Linked DNA regions of Mus musculus: region 1 is linked to region 2. The links are chromatin loops, found by intact Hi-C in ENCODE. Cell type or tissue: left cerebral cortex. All regions are shown on one strand. Links, peaks and the distances in the headings refer to the core of each region. The heading gives the core; the rest is flanking DNA.

The links. A loop is a pair of places that touch in the nucleus more often than their neighbours do. Peaks named below come from ENCODE experiments on the same cell type or tissue, not always from the same donor. Only the 100,000 strongest peaks of a DNase experiment are listed, where the experiment ranks them.
Region 1: a loop joins it to region 2, with 2.7 times the contacts of the local background. A loop is called at or near these places in 4 of 42 quality-filtered maps.

The regions. Positions count from the first base shown.
Region 1 is chr7:116,180,980-116,190,920 of GRCm38, reverse strand. It overlaps Plekha7 (pleckstrin homology domain containing, family A member 7), which reads left to right. Exons shown (of 27, transcript NM_001305185.1): 4 at 1,568-1,651; 5 at 9,636-9,747. Among named protein-coding and RNA genes, the nearest start is that of 1110004F10Rik, 93 kb to the right of the region's middle. In left cerebral cortex, for the core only: no CTCF peak of the experiment used is centred there; DNase peaks (open chromatin) are centred at 3,875, 4,172, 4,541, 8,270 and 5 more places; H3K27ac peaks cover 5,763 bases.
Region 2 is chr7:116,230,950-116,240,890 of GRCm38, reverse strand. All of the region lies in intron 3 of Plekha7 (pleckstrin homology domain containing, family A member 7), which reads left to right. Among named protein-coding and RNA genes, the nearest start is that of Gm44867, 56 kb to the left of the region's middle. In left cerebral cortex, for the core only: a CTCF peak has its summit at 7,239 (motif pointing left); DNase peaks (open chromatin) are centred at 3,608, 4,225, 6,181, 7,270 and 1 more place; H3K4me3 peaks cover 1,713 bases; H3K27ac peaks cover 1,143 bases.

The DNA.
Region 1 (9,941 bases), core at 568-8,567, 50 kb after region 2:
TTACTTCGACGACTTTAACTCAAGGAAATAATTGGAATTGGGGCAAGGGGGCATCTATGCTCAAAGGTGTTGATTATAATGGGAGGGAACCCCTCTAAAATATTCAGCATCAGAAGAGCACGAGTCTAAAGAGAAGCACCATGGGGCCGGGGGATAGGGATGCTTTTGTGCCCCTGTGCCCCTGCCCCTCAGCAATGCCTCGCACACAGGCAAGTTGTATGAAAAAGATTATGTCCATATGTCAGGCTCTGTTACTCAGTAAATTAAATGAAGGCGTTGGATGGAAGTGTTTCTCTAGCATCAGTTAGATGTGATATTAAAACCCCAGTGGAAACCTTTGCTTTGTATGTTGACTTGAGGATTTAAAAAAAAGAAAGAAAGAAAGAAAGATAACATCAAATATCAAAACTGAAAAAGGAACATATTTTTATATGTAGAAAAATCACTGCCAACTTGGGCTCAGCAAGTAAGGGCACTTGACACTCATCCTGATGACCTCGGTTCAATCTCTAGGACCTATCCACATGGTAGGAAAGAAACGACTCCTGAAAGTTGCCCTCTGACTTCACATGTGTGCTCTAGTACATGTGCCCCCCAACCCCCAAATCCCAAACTACCTTGGAAGGAGATTTCCAGATATATAATGATGCTACTGGTGATTTTTGGTATTTTTTTTAATATAAAAACTTGAAAGCAACTCTGATTTAGTTCTTGGGAAATCCTTTTTCAGTCCATCACATTCTCTTTTGAGAAAGGAGATTCAATTATTTGTGAAACAAGCCAGCAGCCTCCAGAGCCAGCTCTGCATCTTCTGAAGTGCCAGGCAGTTTTTGTCAGAACACAAGGCACCTTCACACTGGCCGAGTCTGTCAGCCTAGCATGGAAGCAGCCACTCCTGACTTCAAAAGGGTGATAGAAGTGCCTGTGTGTTGGAACCATGCGGGTCGCGCTGTAGAGACATGCCCATACGTTTATTATCCCTTCAGTGAACTGAAGACATCTGGTAGCACTGAGAGGAATTTTAAGAAGATAGGACTTGCAGGGTGGGTGGTTAATTCTTGGCATTCTCTCCCTGGCGTCCAGTTCAGGGAAGCTGTTGAAAGCGTCGCCTGTTTTCCTTCATTCTTGTATCAGCTTGTACTATCGTAAGGGCTTTTCCCCTCCCCTCCCCTTCATGTTTCAGTGTATTGGAACTTAGTGAAATATGCCTTTAAGATATTGTATTTTCCTGGGTGTGGTGACACACAACTATAATCCCACTACGTACAAGGCAGAAATAGAAGGACTGTCCGAAGGTTGAGGCCAGCCTAGTCTACACTGAAGTTCCAGGGCAGGCAAGGACATGTAGCCAGACCCTGTTTCAGAAAAGAAAACCAGTTGGACACTTAGGTGTCAGAGGCAGGGGAATCAGTATGAGTTTGAGGTCAACCTGGGCTACAGTGTGGTGAGTTCTAGCCAGCTATGTTCCTCCTTTTCTGAGGAATATTTGATGGCCAGGGCCCTGGGCATGCTGACTTTGGTGTCCTTGTTGTCCCCTCATTGACTTGACTTCTTCTTCTCTCTCTAGCCACAATCAGCAGACAACAACATTCAGGCATCCTGTGACTGGACAGTTTTCTTCAGAAAACAGTGAATACGTTCTGCGGGAGGAGTAAGTATTTATTATTATTATTATTATTTTATTATTATTATTTTTAATGTTCTCCTTAGTCAGGCAGAGTTTGAAAGCTTGAAGATGTGAGCCCAACACCTCGCTTGCTAGGCTGTTTGTGCTGTTTTGGTTTGTTGTTTGTTTTGTGTCAGGTAGAGGGGGCTTGGAGTGGCTGGGTTGATTCCAAGTGAGAAGAGTTTTATTTCTCAGTGTTCACACGTCTGGGGAGAGGATGTGGGCGGAGAGGGAGGCTGCAGGACGTTCTGTGGTGGTATGATCAGAGCCTCCTAAAACACCCTTTCTCCTGAAACATCACCTTGTACACTGTGCTCTGACGACACTCCCCACCTGGTGGGAAGATTGTAGAGCTGAGATGGGGCAGAGGATCCCTGCGGGAATTCCTAGGTTCTTGCCCTGAACAAGGATCTGGACAGAGATAGTGGATAATAACAGAATTGTTTACGAAGGGAGAAAAGCTTTTCCACGGGTAGAAATAGACCAGAGCTGGAAAAAGATCCAAGGCGCAATGGCAGAGATTCTAAACAGAGGATCGGGACTGTATAGTCTAGTATGGTGGGCTTTGGATCTTTGTACAGTCCACAGTTTTCTTTGCTCTTTTACAAGTCAACCTTCCATTCTTTCACATGCTAATTTTGACTTAATTTCCATCCTACTCTCTTGCTACAATTGTACACATACACATAACCTCTAGGGGCATCAAGTAGGAGCCCAAAGCTGGGGTCTCGAGGAGAGGAAACAGAACCCTGCTTATCTCAGTGGTCTTCAGAGAGAAAACCCTAGTCACAGGCTGTGCTCAGTGTGTTGAGTGGACCACGGTTGCTATTGCATAGAGGTTCTAACTGGCTGATCTGCAGTAACCTTAGGCTTGCTTCAAAGACACCAGGCCTCCGCTCCTGTCTCTTCTGTAGGACCCTTCTCCAGCACTGTTACAGGGCCGCCCTGCTCATGACTGGGTCACTGTGCTGCTCTTCTGAAGCTTCTTCCTGGTTTTCTGCAGTTATCCGCATGGGTCTGGCCTTTGGTGGCTGTCCTAGTTTTATTTCTGGAGCTGTGGTCAAGCATCGTGACAAAAAAGCAACTGGTGAGGGAAAGGGTTTGTTTCAGCCTACAGTTCCAGGTTACCGTCTGTTACCACGGGCGAGTCACAGCTCCGTTTCTCCAGTCTTAACAGAGTTCAGGACCTTCTCTGCCTAGAGGATGGTGCTGCCCACAGTGGGCTGGGTTTTCCTGAATCAGTTGACTTAATTAAGAGAGTCCCCAGTAGATATGCCCACAGGCTAACCCAATGTAAACAACTCCTCACCTAGACTCTCCTTGTGAGTCTGGGCTGTGTCAAGTGGACAGAACTAATTATCACAGTAGCTAACAGGGCTACCTGCATACAAGGGGCTTGGGCTTGGAAGGTTCAGGAATGTGATTTCCATATCAGATCCTCAAGCACAGGCACATGCTGTCTTCTCCTCAGTGCTAGGGTGTCTCTATAGCTTTAGGGAAGAGGACAGAAACATTCCTGAGCAATGACGGCAGCTGGCTGTGTACACCGATCCCCAGATTCTGTAAAGCGTTTCATGTGGAGGTGGAGCCTGAGTTGAGTGAGAGTGCACCTGCTTTGGAAGTCCAGAAGCCCACTGTTGTGCTGAGCAACTGCAAGGCACATAGGCTCCCTTGGAGGCTCCTCACCAAGGGGACCCTCACTGAGCCTTCCCTTCCCTGCATGCAGTGATTTCATCTGCTCTCCCATTTTGTCATTTGTGTATTTGGAGAAAGAAAACACTGGTTGGAATTGCTGATAATATTGTGAGTGTGGTGTTTGAAGACAGCTCTAAAAGAGATCTGAGCTTCCTGAAGGTAGGCGGTCTCTTACTGAACGTTGGCCCCTTTGCAGAAGAGGCTTTATATTACAGGTTTCAGGGCTAGCTCTTCTGAGACTGGTGCAGATTGTTGGCTTATGTGGGAATCTCCTGCTGCTAGGTGATGCTGTCTCCTGCTGCTCCTCCTGTAGCTACATGTTGGTAAAAGCTGGCAGCCAGAGGTAAGAGCAAGGAGAGGGCACTCCAGCTCCAGAGGGAAGCCACCCCGTGCTCATCCTTTTGGGCTGTGAGAGTCTTGTATGTTACCATCAGTGGCTGGTAGAACCAGCACCTTCTCTCCAGACACTGATAGTCTTGGGCTAGCTTTGCCTGTTGCATTTGGTTGCCATGGCAGCAGAAAAGATGAGGAGAAATGCAAACACCTGGCAAGCAGATGCAGAAACTTGACTGGCTTTCCTCTCTGGGTTTTCAGACAACATTTGTGACAGTCACAGGTAAGGGGACATGGGGATGGGGGCCCTTAGTTCACTCAGGGCCTAGTGGCAGTTTTTGGTGTGGATGTTTTGAAGGGCTTAACATTAGGAATGCAGTCATTGCCACATGACACCCACATCGTTGGCTCTTTTCTGCTGGCCAAATATGTAGCTGTGGTGGCTTTGCTATGTGAAAGGGGAGCTGTTGCTCAAAAACAGAAGTCTGGTTTCTTCCTGTGACTTCTCTTGTCCATTGCTTTTGCCTCCCCCGAGTCTGGGGGGAGGCAAATTTGCTCTATTTAACAAATGCTGTAGTTTGGTGAGAGCAGTGGCCACTCGGTAGATCAGGCAGGAGGAACAGACAGGCCGGAAGGAGGCGGATTTGAAGGGGAGCGTCCCAGAGGTCCATGTCTCGCTCTCACCCTGCACAGACAGTCATGGAGTCTGGAGAGGGTAAGAGACTAGCCCAGGGCAGTCCAGCTTGAGGACTCTAAGGCCAAATTCAGGACAATGCTCTGACAAAGGTTGGGGGCACAGCTCTCTGGGCTGTCTTCATGCCAGGTGAGGGGGTGCTGCTGGGCTCTTTTCCAGCTTGTCTTTAAGGAATTGAGGGGGACGGGGAAAGCTCATAGTGAGCTGTGAAAGAATGAGGCTGCATTGAAATCCCATGTCAGTCAGCCTCCCCCGGGGTGTTGGGAGCTGATGGGAAGCGTCGGCAGCCTGTCTGTGCCTCTTCTGGGAAGAGGGTTATGTAGGTGTCCCTGCCTCTATGGCTCTTTGGGACAAGAACTAATTCATTCATTCATTTATTTATTCATTCATTCTCTCTCTCTCTCTCCTCTTTCTCTCTCTCTCTCTCTCTCACTGTAGATTGTGCTCCTTAAATGTGTGCTTGTGTCTCAGCCCTCCATTCACATCTGCCACCCAGCCGAGTTCTCTTGTCTTTGGAATCCTTGAGGACACAGCCTGAAATTGGGGGCCCGTTGATCTAGAAATTCATGAGATAATAGTAAATGAGGTTTTTTATTTTTCAATGCTGGAATTCAAACTGAGGGTCTTATCCATACTAAGCAAGGTCGCTATCACCCACCCAGCTGTATCCCCAGCCCAATAAGGTTTGGTTTTTGTTTTTGTTTGTTTGTTTTAATATTCAGAAATGGAGTTCTGTTTCCCATTCTCTTCCGACTTCCTGCCGTTGCCTTGACCACTTAAGGGAAAAGCCTGCCATAGTTTTTATACTTTGACTAAAAAAAGTCGCAGGTAAGGCGTTGCTAAGAAACCACTGTGGTCTGAGCTTTCTGGTAATAAAAATAAACTGTGAATGGGATTTAGGTTCTGGGGTCTCCAGTGGAGACACAGGGTGGTGCTGTCTCACAGTGCTTCCTGGTTCTCAGAAAGACATTTTCACGTACACGCTGCCCTGCGAAGAGAGAGGTGGTTTTCAGCCTGTTTTACAAAATAGAAACTGAGGCACAGAGAGCTGACTTGTGGAAGAGTCATAACGTCAGAGCTCAACTGAAATGCAGTCATCTCTTTCTGCTCTTTCAGGCCTCCTTGGCTTGGAGTTGGCCTTGTGGCTGATCTATCCAAGGTCGATATCTTACAGACCTGGGGACTTCTCACTTGGAACCTGGGATCTCTTGTGGCAGACCCACCCAGTTCATTGTTTTTCACCTGTTTTTAATCTTTGCAGCACTAGGAACTTCACCTATATCTTCGTAGGCAAGCACTCTATTACTGAGCCATAGCCCAACTCGCCTTTACATTGGGAGATGGAATCTCACTAAGTTGCTATGAGTTTACTTTAAATGTTTGAACTTCAATTTCCCTGCCTCAGACCCCTGAGTAAGCCCAGGTTTCCCAGCATTGCAGCTATCTTAGGCAAGGCATTAATCTGTCAGGGGCACATCTACAAAGCAAGGATGATAACCCTGACAAGCTAACCATGTAGCTGAGAGGATACAGGGAAAGCACCCGGCACTTAGCTGTTCAGGAGGCCCTGCAGCATCAGCCCACCGCTTGGCTTGCTGTAACTGTATGCGCCCGTCCCTCACAGCTTGTGACTTGCAGAAGGGAGAGGTCCTGCTGGGATGACATGCCAGTGCTCAGAGCAAACAGCTTCCAGAACGTAGAGGTTTTTTGCTCTGCCTGTAGGACTATGCACACTTTGTCTTGAGGCGCAGAGAAAGCCACTGTATGGCTAAGGCCAGGGTAGAGGCCAGCCATTTTCCAGTGGGCTTCTTCCCGGCTGATTTTTGTCTAGTCTTCATTTCTTTTGTTAGGTACAGACAGGAGGCAGTTGAGCTCAAAGTCTTGCTCACTGTTTTGAACTTTAGCCCACACCCCTGCAGCCAAAGAATCTGCATTCATGCAGCCTGAGTGAAGGAAAGGGAGGGCTTTGTTCCAGCCGTCCCACTGCACTGGGAATTCAGGCATCACAGAAACCCAGCAAGCAGGCTTACAGCGAATGGATTTTATGTAAGGACGCTAATAGTCTGAGCATGCAGGTTCGGTGGTCTCCTCTGTGGGATGCAGTATGCCTGAGGGCAGGCTGATGGGAGAGCTGTATGTCTTCTGGGGACATTTCTTGGGTGCAATTTATTAGTGGAGTACATTCAGGCTAAGGATTTGAGGAAAGATCAGAGTCTGGCCCGCCAACCTCTTCAGTGAGGAAGATGACTGTCCAGTGAGCAGAGCTGAAGCAAATGGACCCAAATTCCTTTTGTTGAATGAAGCTCTCTCTGTTCAGTCATTTCTGGGTTTCCTGGCTTATCTATTCAGGAGGTTTCGTGGATGGTCCTGTTGCTCAAATCCATGGGGTTAAACCTCTCCGCAAGTTTTCATGAGTGCCAGTGTTGCATCCAGCTGAGAAAATTGCTTTGATGCTTTCTCCTATCTATTTTTTGATGTGAAATGAGTTACTGGTTGTAATTCTAGTAAATAGCTTGCGGTCATTTCCAAAGTCATCATTCAATGTCACCCACGGTGAGAGAATCTAGCCAATATCCTTTGAAGGCTGGCCCCGTTTCTTGGACAGGTGGGCTGTGTGTGTGTATCTTGTCCTTTCAGAGCTGGGTTGGGGGGCTGTTGTTTGAACGGGGATTTGTTTCTGCAGTGTTAGTAGAAACAGCACAGTCACCTCTCTAGGGCAGATTTGGGTTTTCCTTTCTTACCCTGCCTCCCACCTCCTCCCTTCGATCTCAGTACTGTGGCTATAACCAGTCTTTTTCCAGACAAAGTCTCTATAACTGGCTCCTTCAGCAGGAACTCTGTCCTCTTGCTTCATCCAAACCTGTGGTTGAGTTGTCTTTCTCCTCATGCTGTTGGCTGAGAGAACGCCCAGCCAGCTAGCACCTAGGGCAAGGTATAACGTTCAGATTTCAAAAAAATGGCAAAGTGCACACTCCTTCCGGTTTCCCGATAGAAATCCAGAGAGTTTTTTTCATTGTCCTGTAGAGGAGGCATGGAAGAGCTCGACATAAAAAGGGTTGTGTTTATTTAAGATGATTTAGATAATCTAAAAGTGATGAGTGAAATGTTTATGTTAAAATGTGCCCCAAATCAAAGCAGGCGTATCGAAAAGGACAGGCATAAACAAAAGTTAAAATGTTTTTGCTTTGGGTAGCAGGACTACGGGACATTCCCACTCATTCATCTTTTTCATGTAGCTTGTTAAATATCCTGTAATAACATGTCAAAGGAGAGCCAATTGAACTTGATAAAAATTTCAGCAAAACCTCTGTGAGATTGGCTCTTATGTCTTGAATTTATTTATATGTTTATATGTGTTTGTGGGCACATATGTGTGTGTGTGTGTATGTGTGTGTGAGTGTGTATATGTGAGTGTATATGTGTATAGGTGTTTGTATGTTTCTCAGTGTGTGTCTGACTCTCTGTGTGTGTGTGTGTGTGTCTGTCTGTCTGTCTGTCTGTCTGTCTGAGTATCTGTGTAGGTCAGAGGACAACTAGTGGAAATCGGTTCTCATTTCTACCATGTAGGTCCCAGGGATTGACCTAAGGTCCTCAGACTTGGGGGAAAGCACCTTTATTCTGTCTCCCTCACTGGTTGTGTCTTAGGTTTAGTCTCCTTCCTTGTCCCTCCTTCTGGAAAGCTGGGCAGGCCAGGGTCCTGGGAGGATGGTTGGTTGTACTGCTTAGAGGCAGAGGGAGGACAAGGCAGCTTCACAGAGCCTCTTCCCACTCCCATGCCATGATCTTGCTGCCACAGCCTCTGCCAAGGGAGAGGCTGAGCCTGGTGACATTTGCTATCCAAGCAGGGAGCAGTAACAACATTTTGGCTGGGATGGAAGCCAGGGGCAGGGATTGAGGATGCCTGGCTGATAAGGAGTCAGCCAGCTTTCTGCCTTGTGTGAAGCACATCTGCTGCAGCTGAGCATCTCACAGGGCTGGCCCATTGGGAAGCTGATGCCTGCTCTGCTGGGAAGTCTAGTGGCCACACAACTTCTACAGAGAAGTCCCCTCCTGGGGCAGTGTTGGTGCTGTGATTCAGGGCGCTACAAAGTTCCCTGTCCTTTGAGCCGTGGCAGTACCTGGAGGGAGCATGGAATCTTTAGGTGAAGACTAGAATTTTTCTGTAACACCATACTCAAGTAAGTGATACAGGACATTCTGACCAGTTTCGTCTGGCCTGGATCTTCCAGCTTTGTCTTTCATGGTCCTGGCTAAGTCTTCTGAAGTGATTTCTCTGCAGTATAGTCTGCCTGCTAATCACCTGCCTGGATCCTGATGCTCACTGGAGCAGCAGACAAAATGCAGTCAAGGAACGACGTGGTTTCTGCTCTCTGCTCAGGGACAGCCTACAGATTGCGGAGCTAGCAGGGTCTTGCCGTAATGAATCACGCTGTTCAAAGATAGGTACTGAGCTTGAGTGAAGGCACTGACCCTCCCGTGTGGGAAGGACTGGTGCAGATATGGGCTCGGCGGAAGGCAGGTGAGAAGCTGTTCTTCCGAATCTCTTTAGAGTAGTGCTCCAAGCCATGGGCCTCCATGTGGCTCGGCTGCTGGTGGGGAAGCTTACCGTGGCTCCACATACACTCCATGGCTTCCTGCTCTCCAGGCATGGCACAGGGGGTTAATAGCTCCAATGGCTCTATTTTGGGGCAAATGGAGTGTTCCCAGAATAGGACTCTTTGTTGAATAGTCTATTTTGGGAGGCAAGCCCCACTGGCGTTTATTATGTAAGCATCTTCTGTGTATGTCTGGGGGTGTGGATGTGTGCACAAGTGATTTCTTGTTACTAATTATAAGCAGCTTCTTCTGGGAGTCAGGGAAGTGGAGGTGTATGTGTATAGAGGTATGATGTGTCTCTCCTTCTGTGAGGAGTATTGTGTGCCTTGAGCAGTCACCAGGCGCATCCTACTAGGAGAATGAGCGTGGTACCTTAGGACCACAGACAGATAGTGCGGTGTGCACCCTTTTCTGGAATACCTGGCTGTGGTGATATGTCCATCTGTCATCTTTTGGGTGTCCTGAAGCACAGGGACAGGTGGATATTATGGCCTTCAGTCTACAATCTGGGATCAGACGGCCTCCAAAAACTGGGACCTGAGTTGTTCTAAGGCCAAGCAACTAGCTCCAACCTGGAACAGATCGTAGACTTAGCCTCCCACTCTGCAGCTTGGCGCGCACTCACTGGACCCCCCCTACACCTCCCTGCAGGCCACACCCACATATGTCGAAGCCAGAGAGAAACCAAAGACCGTCCAGCATGGTCAGTGAGACATCCACAGCTGGGACCACGTCCACCCTGGAGGCCAAGCCTGGACCCAAGGTGAGCTCCTGGTCATGGGTTCTTCTTTTTCTTTCTATATTTTTCCAAACCCCTTTATAATCAGAAGTCCATTTGATTATCATTAGATCTGTGGTATGGACCCATAAGAAATCCTCCCCCAGTTACAGACCAAGTAATGAAGGCGGAGAGAGGTGGTGGCCTCTTTCCAGGGAAACAGGTGGTTGCTGATAGAC
Region 2 (9,941 bases), core at 864-8,863:
GCTTGGTGGCCCACGAAGGCCTTAAAAAAGTGAGATTTTTGTTTTCTTCTTTGTATCAAGGCATAGGCTATAATTCCCTGAGCTCACTAAGAACCCAGAATATCAAACCTGGTATTTGAATAATATAATAATTAGCATATAATGGTAACATTTGGAAGCAGGGGACAGAACCTCTGGTCATGGCTGCTTCATTTTGGAACCTTTGCTAAGTTTCTGGGCATTGTTATAAGCACAGCCCAGGAGATAAATATAAAAATAATTTTCTTGCCAGTTTTTTCTGTGTGGTATCCTAGCGACGATGGAGTGTCTGTCCTTGGGTTAGGGGCACCAGCTGGGACAGTGTCAGCGTTCACCAAAAGGAGGAATGTGAAGGGCACAGGCAAAGTGGCCTTTTAAAAGTCAATGCAGGGGCTGGAAAAAAATCACTCCGTGGTTAAGAACACTTGCTGGGTCTCACTCTGTAACCCAGGCTGATCTTGAACTAACTCATAGTGATCCTCCTGCCTCAGCCTCCCAAGCATTACAGGAACACACTAGATTTTGAACAGTTTCCTAAACTCAGTTATTTTTAGCAGCATTTTAAGATCTGATCATCAGAGTCATATATACTTATTGTCAGACAAGTTAGCTAAACCAGAAAATCTCAAGGAAGGCGATAAAAACCCAGCAGAGTCCTGCCATTGTTCATATTGGCAGGTAGTGCATTGTCTGCCTTACTGAACTGTACACTAATTAGCGTCCAGAGTCCTTGTAAGGTTAAAAAAGTCATAAAACCAGACAGACCCCATACCACCTTGGACAGGAATTCGTGTGTAATGAAGTCTAAGTACCTGTGAGCCAGAAGAATAACTGACAAATCTCTACACCAAGGCCCGAGGCAAAGTGATTTCCCCTTTAAGACAAAGATCCAATTGCAGTGGCGGGTGTGTTTGGGTGAAGAACTGAGTGCGCTCCTGTTTGCCTGGGAGGTTTGCTCCATTTGATGTTAATATTAGGACCTGATACCTCTAGTATGGGCTAATAGAGTTCCTTGTGCCATCGCAGGACATGTCTGCAGCAGGACATGGGTAAGGTCAGCTCTGAACAAAAAGGAACACCAGGCAGCTCCATGGGAAGTGCTTTCCACCCACCCCACCCACACAATGCACACAGTCAGGATCACTACACATACACACAGTCAGGATCGCTGGTCTTAGAACCTTTTGCTTGCTCTACAGTAAATATTATATATGTATATCTTTTTTTTTTTTAAAGACAAGGTCTCACTACATAGACCAGGCTGACCCTGAACTCACAGAGCTCTGCCTGCCTCTGCCTCCTGAGTTCTAGGGTTAAAGGTGTGTTCTACTACACCCTGCCCCAAGTCTATCATTTAAAGCTTGGACATGTTCACTGTAAGGATGTTTGTTCCATAGTGTATTAGCCAGCCTCTTGTGTGTTTAGGTCATTATAGTTATGTGCTGTTGCGCAAATGGTGACACCAGTGAGCCCTGGGTGGATCTCTATGTTTTGTGGATAAACACTTATTTAACTGGCTCACAGGAGCTGAGTGTTTTAGAAGGCTTTTTATCTCATACTGACAAATTATCCCCAGGAACATTTTATACTTCCTACAATGGGTCTATTTCCCCTATTAAACTGGAAATTATTCAAAAGAATCTTCCACAGCATTCCTGTCCTTTATTGCCTGGCCAATTCGCTCTCCACCTTATATATACAGGTAGCATCTCTCACTGAACTGGGAGGTTACTCTAGCTAGCCAGCTTGCCTCTAGAACCTCTTCACCTCTAGCCCTGGGATTGTATGCAGACCACAACACCCACCCAGCATTACATAGGTGCTGGGGATTGGAACTTAGCTCCCACTGAGCTGGCCCTTCAGTATGATTTGTGATTTGGAAAATAATCGATTGCTGTCTTGTATCAGAGAGGCTACAGAATGAGAATGGCATTTGTATATTTTTCCAAAGAAGCCGAGTTAAACAAATCTTTGGAGAGGTATTGTCCTCACCCATCCCTACCCCGTAGATAGAACACAGAGACCAGAGACCAGAGGCATATCCACGGGCCTCGCAGAATGATGGCAGTGACACTGGATCCATGAGTGACGGTCCCAACTCTGCATTTGCTGAGGTGAGACAGCCGTGAGTCAGGCCGACAGGAGAGAGCATTTGAGGGCCTCTGGACACATGGGTAAACTGTTTTGCTGGGCCTGTGGGCTGCCCCACACCCATTCTGGACAAAAGCTGATTCTCAGGCATGGAGGCCCTCATCTGCCCAGTCATCTCCACCTGTTGATGGGAACTTAAGTAAACCCTAGTTACCAGGGTACACCCTCAGCAAGCCTCTGCAGTTGTGTGGCTTCCTCAGGGAAGGAAGTCAGTTACTGAGTCAGTTTGGGGTCCCTGGCATAGCTGCATCCGCACTTCTGCGACCACTGTAATAGTTTGTTCTGTGGTTAAGCGCTCATCCTGACTAGACTCCCGGGGCTGTGAGTGCAGGCACTTTATCCTCTATGTGTAGCTGCAGGCACATTCTGAGCCTTATTTTTATTTGAATATTTAGATGCTAATGAATGAATTAGCAGTGTGTGTGGGTTGTTGGGCGGTTCTGTTTCCAACTGCTTGCAGGAACAGAAGCAAAGTCCCTTTTTACCAAGGACACTGAAAGAAGAAAAACACAGTTGGCGCTGCCAAAGCCAGAGGGGTATGGTCTGTTTTGCTGGGGCCTGTCATACTCTTAGGGTATGGGGGTCAGCAGCCATATCTAACCAAGCATTCTTTCCTGACTTAACAGAATCAGCTGGGCAGTTCCCTAGGGACTGTTAAAGGGGAGCTTCCAGAAACATTGGGTGGAAGAGAATTCAAGGTCAGGGCTCTCAAGGTTTTTGGCGGTGCATGGATATCACACCTCGTCACCTACAGCCTGGTCTTCACTGTTGATGGGTGCTCGCTGCAAGGGCTTGGCAGAGCTCTTTATTGGTGGCTGGCTGAGCGCCAGAGCGCCGCAGTGGTGAGGCCGCAGGTCCTGCCCTCCCCGCGCGCCTGCCTCCCTCCCCTCCTCCATCTCAGCCTCCTCCAGTTTGCAGCATCCTCTGCGAGGAAAGGAATGTGCCAGTCCGGGACGCGCCGTCCTGGCCGCGCGGCAGCACCTAGGGCGCCCTCTGGACTGCCAGGGGCCAGCGTCTGGCGCTGCGCGGCGCGCTTGGGTCGGCGCTGATGTCAAGTGGGTGTGGGCTCTTCGTAAAGGCCCCGGCGAGGACGAGAAGGGCGCACGATGCTCCGCGGGCGCGTGGAGGCCCGGGCACGTTCCGTGGCCCAAAGCTGTTGACCGGTGGCCCACTGGGGCCGGAGCGGGCGCATGGAACCTTGGCGCTGCCCGCCCCGGGATGCGCGCCCCGCCGCCCTGGGGTTCTGGGGAGAGCCGCTGGCAGTCTGCAGGTGTGTGCACGCACGAACTTTGTCGGGCAGGACTCTGTGATCGTGGGCTGCGGTCTGGTGCTTTGTGTCTGGGTGCGGCGGGTTGGGAGAGGATTCAGCCGGCCACTGGTTAATCTCCCCTTGGGAAGGGCGCGCCGGTAGCTGCCCAGTAGGGTTAAGAATCGCGTCTCCAAGTCCTGCCTGTGTTCATGGTAACAGGATTCTCTCTCTGCAGACAGCATGGCTTTCCAAAATCGCCAGTGGTGCGTGGGAACTGAGAGGCCCCAGAGGCGTGGGAGCTGCGGGTCGGAGGCTGGTTCCAAAGGAGGCGGGAGGTGGCCAGCGGTTCTGCACGGAGTCGGCCAATCCCACCCCCACCCCACCCCCACCTCCGACCCTTTCCTTGCACACTTTCGGAGAGCTGAAAGCCCGAAGCTGGCTATGGAAAGGTCAGGGGTCAGCCCCTCTTGAATGACATCTCAGGTGTCCTGGAGGAAGGCAGGGCTTTGTTCCAGGCTCCCTTTGCGCCCAAAACTATGAAACCTGGGGGCGGGGGGGCGTTCTAGGGCTGGGGCTCCAGTGCTGTCACTAGTCTTTCTTAGCAACAGCAGCTCTTGGTGGCAGGTTAATTATTAATATTGTATCGGCTGGTGGCAGAGACTCGAAATGAGATTGGTGGCTCTCAGGTTCTCTCTCTCTCTCTCTCTCCTTGACACTCTTCAGTCCATCATACTGCAGTGTATTTCCAGGGAGAATGTGGGCATTCTCCCAGGGAACTGGGACTTGGGAGGGACCCCTTTTTCCTGTCTGCGAGACAGACAGACTCTCTGGGGAAGACCGCAAGACAATGTCCTTTCGTTTTTTGTCTTTTTCACAGTATGTACCTGTTTTCTTTGCCTTTGGAAACCAACTGCTCTCACTCTCACACCAGACTGAGCTCTTTTAGTCTGGAGTCTGAGCTGCAAATGCTACCTGCAATTCTACATTCTACAAGTATCTCTGACGCCGCTTTGAGAACCTGGGTCTGTAGAAATTCTGGCAGGAACCTGACAGGTGATACCCAGCCTGTGTCTCCTGCAGAGTGGAAGACAGGCCTAGGTGTGGAACTATGGGGGCAGAGTGGAGTGAAGCCCACCCCCTAGGAGGTTTCCGTTCCCTTTCTTGTCTTGACAGAGCATGGCGTCTATCACCAAGCACTAGGTGTGCTGTACTTACAGTTGGGGTATCTCTACCTGGGCCCCAAGAAGCAGAACAGGAGGGGAGATTCCAGACTGCTGGGGGCATGGATGAGAACAGGCTTTGGGGATAAGTGGAAGCAAGCCTGAGGGATGAGAACAGGCTTTGGGGATAAGTGGAAGCAAGCCTGAGGAGAGTTGACACCGTTACCCTTCTTCCTAGCAGTAGTCAGTCTTGAGACTCGGCAATCTGTTTGCCCAGCCTAGCACCCAGTGCTCAGTCTGGTAATTGAAGGGCCCTCTGATTGGTGTAGAAGTGTGTTAAGAAGGGGCCTTACAGAAGGCGTGGGAGCAGAGAGCAAGGAAGCTGATGCTAACTCTGCCTGTGGCTGGCTGTTAGGTGACAGAGGCCCTGAAACAGGCCTGGTGTCCTTTAGGTCCTAGCTTTCTGAAAACTTCTGCGGGCACTTGGCTCCATAGGTTCCTCTTCCTCTCCACTCCTGCTCTGTGGGCTGGCCACTCCAATGGCTGCATTCCCCTAAGGAAGTAGTTGGCAGAACAGTACCATGGGTTTCTACAGCAGGGCCTGCTGATCTGTACGCTCTGGGTGCCACTCCCAGCACCTAGCTGCGTTGTCTTCTCCAGTGGTGGCCCAAGCTATCAGTGCTGTATGGAGGGCTTGGAGACAGCTCTGATTGTGAGCCAGTTTTCCTCTGCTGTAGGAAGATAGCCCAAAGCTGACATCTAATAATGTCTGCTCATCTTTTGGCTTGCTGTCATGTCCCAGTATTCACTGACAGTGGCCCTATCCCTGCCTGGTGAAGCCACCCAGGGGGATTCCATAAAGAGCCAGTGACTGATAGTGTCTCTTAAGCACTGTGAGTTGAATAGGAAGGGGTTGGAGGATTTCAGGGGAAAGCAAAGCAGTTTTCACGGAGCCTTTGGAATTATGGGATGGGTTATGGGGTCACAGGGTGGGGTGTGGCTGTTTGGAATTGTGTCATGTCCTGTGTCCCATCCCGTGGTTACGCAGTCACGGTGTATCTTTGCCTACTCCGAGGCCTCTGCTAGGCACTGACTCCAGGGAGCCTTGTCTCAGGGCAAGAGAGGAATACTCTGAGGGTTTGTCTGAATCAGGAGGTCAGGAGGAGACAGACAAGACCCAGCAGCCTTGTTTGCAAAACCACAAAGATCCTCCTGGGGGAGTTGGGCTGTCTCTTGTGAGGGTCAAAAGGGACCACTCTTGTAGGCCAGCATGCTGTGGGAATGCAGAAACTGAGGGAGAGAGCGTGAGGGGTTGATTAAGGCAGGGTGTGTGTGTGTGTGTGTGTGTGTGTGTGTGTGTGTGTGAGAGAGAGAGAGAGAGAGAGAGAGAGAGAGAGAGAGAGAGAGAGAGAGAGAGAGATTTTCTCTGTGGACTTGGCTTTGAACTCAGTCTCTGCTTTGTGTCCTTGAGGCAGAGTCAGTTTCTTCACTTGTGAAATAGGGATAAGGAAACCCCACCCTAGCCCCATACTTGGGAGGATTATAGGAGGTGTTTGGAAAGGATTTAGCACAGTGCTGACTAATTGGCAGATAGAAGATCTTTGGGATGTGGGCTGGGGGAGCTGCTTTTCTCACGAGGAAATAAGTATGTTAGAAACCATGTCTGGGCTCCTAGGGATGGATCAGATGGGACAGCTCTCCTGGAGGGGTTTAATCACGCTTGAACATCACACTTGGCTTCCAGCCTCCAGTACTGAAAGAGGTCTTTGGAGCCTTAGATGCTGGGGCCACTGAAAGGTGTCCTAACAGGATCCTGCGTGGGGGCGTGGCATGGCATTCTGGTCGAACAGGCTGTGTGCCAGGGGCTGTTGGACACCGTTCTTGTGTGTGTTATTGAATTCTGGACAATTTTAGAGGCAGATACTATCGTTTACATTTTATTGATGAAGCAGTTGAGCTGTTAGGAATTATTTTGATTTTGTTTGCCTCTTGGAGAGGCAAACAATTATCAAAAATTATTTTGATTTTGTTTGCCTCTTGGAAACCACCATTTGAGAGCCTCTAAATTCAAGTTTCCTCAAATATGTTTGTGTACCCTTCTTCATTGGCCTGTTCTGCTGTTGTAGGGGAAATAAGGTATAAAGCTGTAGGATGTTCTTTTTTTTTGGTTTTTCGAGACAGGGTTTCTCTGTGTAGCCCTGGCTGTCCTGGAACTCACTCTGTAGACTAGGCTGGCCTTGAACTCAGAAATCCACCTGCCTCTGCCTCCCAAGTGCTGGGATTAAAGGTGTGCGCCACCACGCCCAGCTTGGCTGTAGGATGTTCTTACTAGTCCCTTGTTCAGATCCACCATGGGGCTCAGCGTTCACAAAGGTTGGTCCCAGCTCTCTGACTCCTTAGGTGAGATCTTCTGTCTCATTGCCGTTGCTTCCCACAACCCAGTGTGCACTGAGGTCTGAAGTTCCCCAAATGTTAGAGAGGGAAAAAAAATGTCAGCAAGAAGAAAGGAACAGAACACCTGGGGAAGACAACGGCTTGTGGCTGGTAGTGGTTTCAACTTGGAGTTGCTCACTAACATTGAGTTATGTTCATAGCCTCCAATTCATTTTTGTTAGTTTGGAAGTATGCTCCTAAGAAAAGGCTGCCGCCTTGTGGGCTATTCTCTCTTAACGATCCGAGCAACATTATAAAGGTGTGACTCGAAGCCATGCATTCTGAGTTGGAAGGAAAAGTAACAGCAACTGCTGGGCCTCCCTCCAGGCACAGGAAGTTAGGAGCTCTAGAAGGATGGAGATTCCACAGCCTGCTGTTGGGTCCTCACCTCACAGCAGCCTGATGATGTCATCAGATCAGGTGCCCGTCCTTCATCTTACAGCAGGGTGCAGTGACTTGCCTGACGCCAGGTGTCCAGATCTGTGCTGGTGACACATGGGCAGTGTCAGGTCTGGCCTGGCTCAGCAGCAGGCAGTCTTGTTTAATTATTTTTTTTCAATTATATGTTGTAAAACTTAAATATTACAGAAGGAGATAAAGAGGGAGAACTGTGGATACGAGTGGAGATAAGCACTTTGCATTTCGGTGGAGTGTTTTAAACTTTTTTTTCTCTTGAGGAAGATGGGAGCATTTGTTTTTGTTGGGGGAGATTGGGTTGTTATCCGTCTCTGGGCAGCTATAGTTTTGTAAGCCTTTCTTCCTTACGAAGTCAGATCACCCTTGACTCAGCACTGTGGGCAGAGAGGAAGGTGATCAAGAGATTCAGAGCTGAGGCTGTGTGTGCTCTGCCAGTGACTGCAGACGCACAGTGTGCATTGGCTGGTTTTATGTGTCAACTTGACACAAGCTAGAGAGGAAGGAGCCTCAGTTGAAATGCCTCCGTGAGATCCAGCTGTAAGGCGGTTTCTCAATTAGTGATCAATGGGGAGGGCCCAGCCCATTGTGGGTAGGGTCACCCTTGGGCTAGTGGCCATAAGAAAGCAGGCTGAGCAAGCCACGGGGAGCAGTTCAGTAAACAGCATATCTCCACGGCCTCTGCATCAGCTCCTGCCTCCAGGTTCCAGCCCTGCTTGAATTCCTGTCCTGATTCCCTCAAATGAAACCCAATAAACCCTTTCTTCCCCAATTTGCTTTTTTGATCATGGTATTTTGTTGAACCAATAGAAACCCACACTAAGGCACAGTGACAGCCATTATCCACTGCTCACCTCTGCTTCAGGTGCTCCATGGATGGCCCACATGCTGTCCCTAGTTGGCCTTGAGAACTGGCTACTGTCCGTTTTATAATTGTAGGAACCCAGAGATTGAATGCCTTGCCTAAGGTGATAAAGTCTAAGGTATAAACCCAAGCTGACATTCAAGTCTAGATTGTCTCATTACAGACTCAACTAGATACCTTCCCCAGCGACTCCAACTGTAGCAAAGCCCAGAGCTCTCAAATCGCATGGTCTTTGAGACTGAAGGAGCTGGCATTCATCCTTCCATATTTTTCCTCTTTGGTGTTAATTCTAGTTGTCTACACGTCTGAGGGGTCTTCATATAACCTGCTCAACTGCACATAGAAAATATTTGGAAAGTATTATTTATCCAAAACATGTGTAGACACCCCCCCATACTTGTTATCCCCTGAAAAGTACAGTATAGCAAGTTTACACAACATTTCCATTGCAGAGCTATTTAAAGCAATCTATAGGTAGATTAAAGCATATGGGAGGAATGGGGAGGGGCTGATATTGTGCCGTTTCATGTAGGTGGCTGCCTCAGGAGGTCCTGGAACCAATCCCCTGAGACACTGAGGGGTAACTAAACTATGTCGGGTGACATTCGGGCCTTTTTTCCTTGGTTTTCAAGACAGGGTTTCCCTGTGTAGCTCTGGCTGTCTGGAACCCGCTCTGTAAACCAGGCTGGCCTCAAACTCACAAGAGGTCCACCTGGAATTAAAGACGTGAGCCACCACACTCCACTGACATTTGTCTTTTTAAAGACATTCTCAGCTTGGCTTATTCTGCTTGTTTGGGTTACTCAATGATATATCAGACTCTGAGAACTGGAAGGGATTGACAAGTCTATTAGTGGGGAAACTGAGTTTCAGAACTGACCGAGCATACAGAACCATTTCTAGTTGATCCAGGACCAGAACTTAGGCTCCCCTCCTATCCGTGACCCAGGGGTGTCTGTCATACAGGGCACATACTTTTATTTTAGGGGTATTTCTCACATAGGTTTGAAGAACAACACAGCTAAAACGTTAAACTCCTCATTTGTCGTTTATCATCACTTTGGATGTGGTTAGAGTCTATACTGTCTATTTAGAGAAAAAAAGTGGAAGTACGGGTTGGGCAGGGCCTTGGCTGAGATTTCAGAGGCGGTGTGTGGGTGAGCTGTGTGTGGTAAGTGCTCTCCCAGTGAGGGACTTGCCCAGCTGCCTTTAGTATTTCAGGGACCGGAAGAAGGAAGTGGCTCTGGTGAACATATTCTGTTTCCTGGGTGCCTTACCCATGAGTCAATGAGTGAGAGTGGGCTCATTGTGTGTGTTCAGAAAGCCCAAGGTCAGAGAGCAAGGGGAAATGGAGCTGGGGTTCAGGTCTCAGCTTGCTCTCATTTCCCACAGGTTGTATGCTGGGGAGCCCGCCATCCTCGAGGCTCTGAAGTCTGTTAGGACCTGACTGCTCCAGTACCCGGCTCAGGTGGCAATGGAGGAGGCTGGGTTGCTAGGCTGCCATCATAGCCTGTTAGTTTAAAGCTTCCTTTTGATAGTCTTTCAAAGACTGGAATTTATCAAATCTGACTCATGCAGTTAAGTGATAGAGAACACTTATCCTGCTGCCATGTGCCTGGCGTTCACATTGTGTGGTGACGCCACAAGGCTC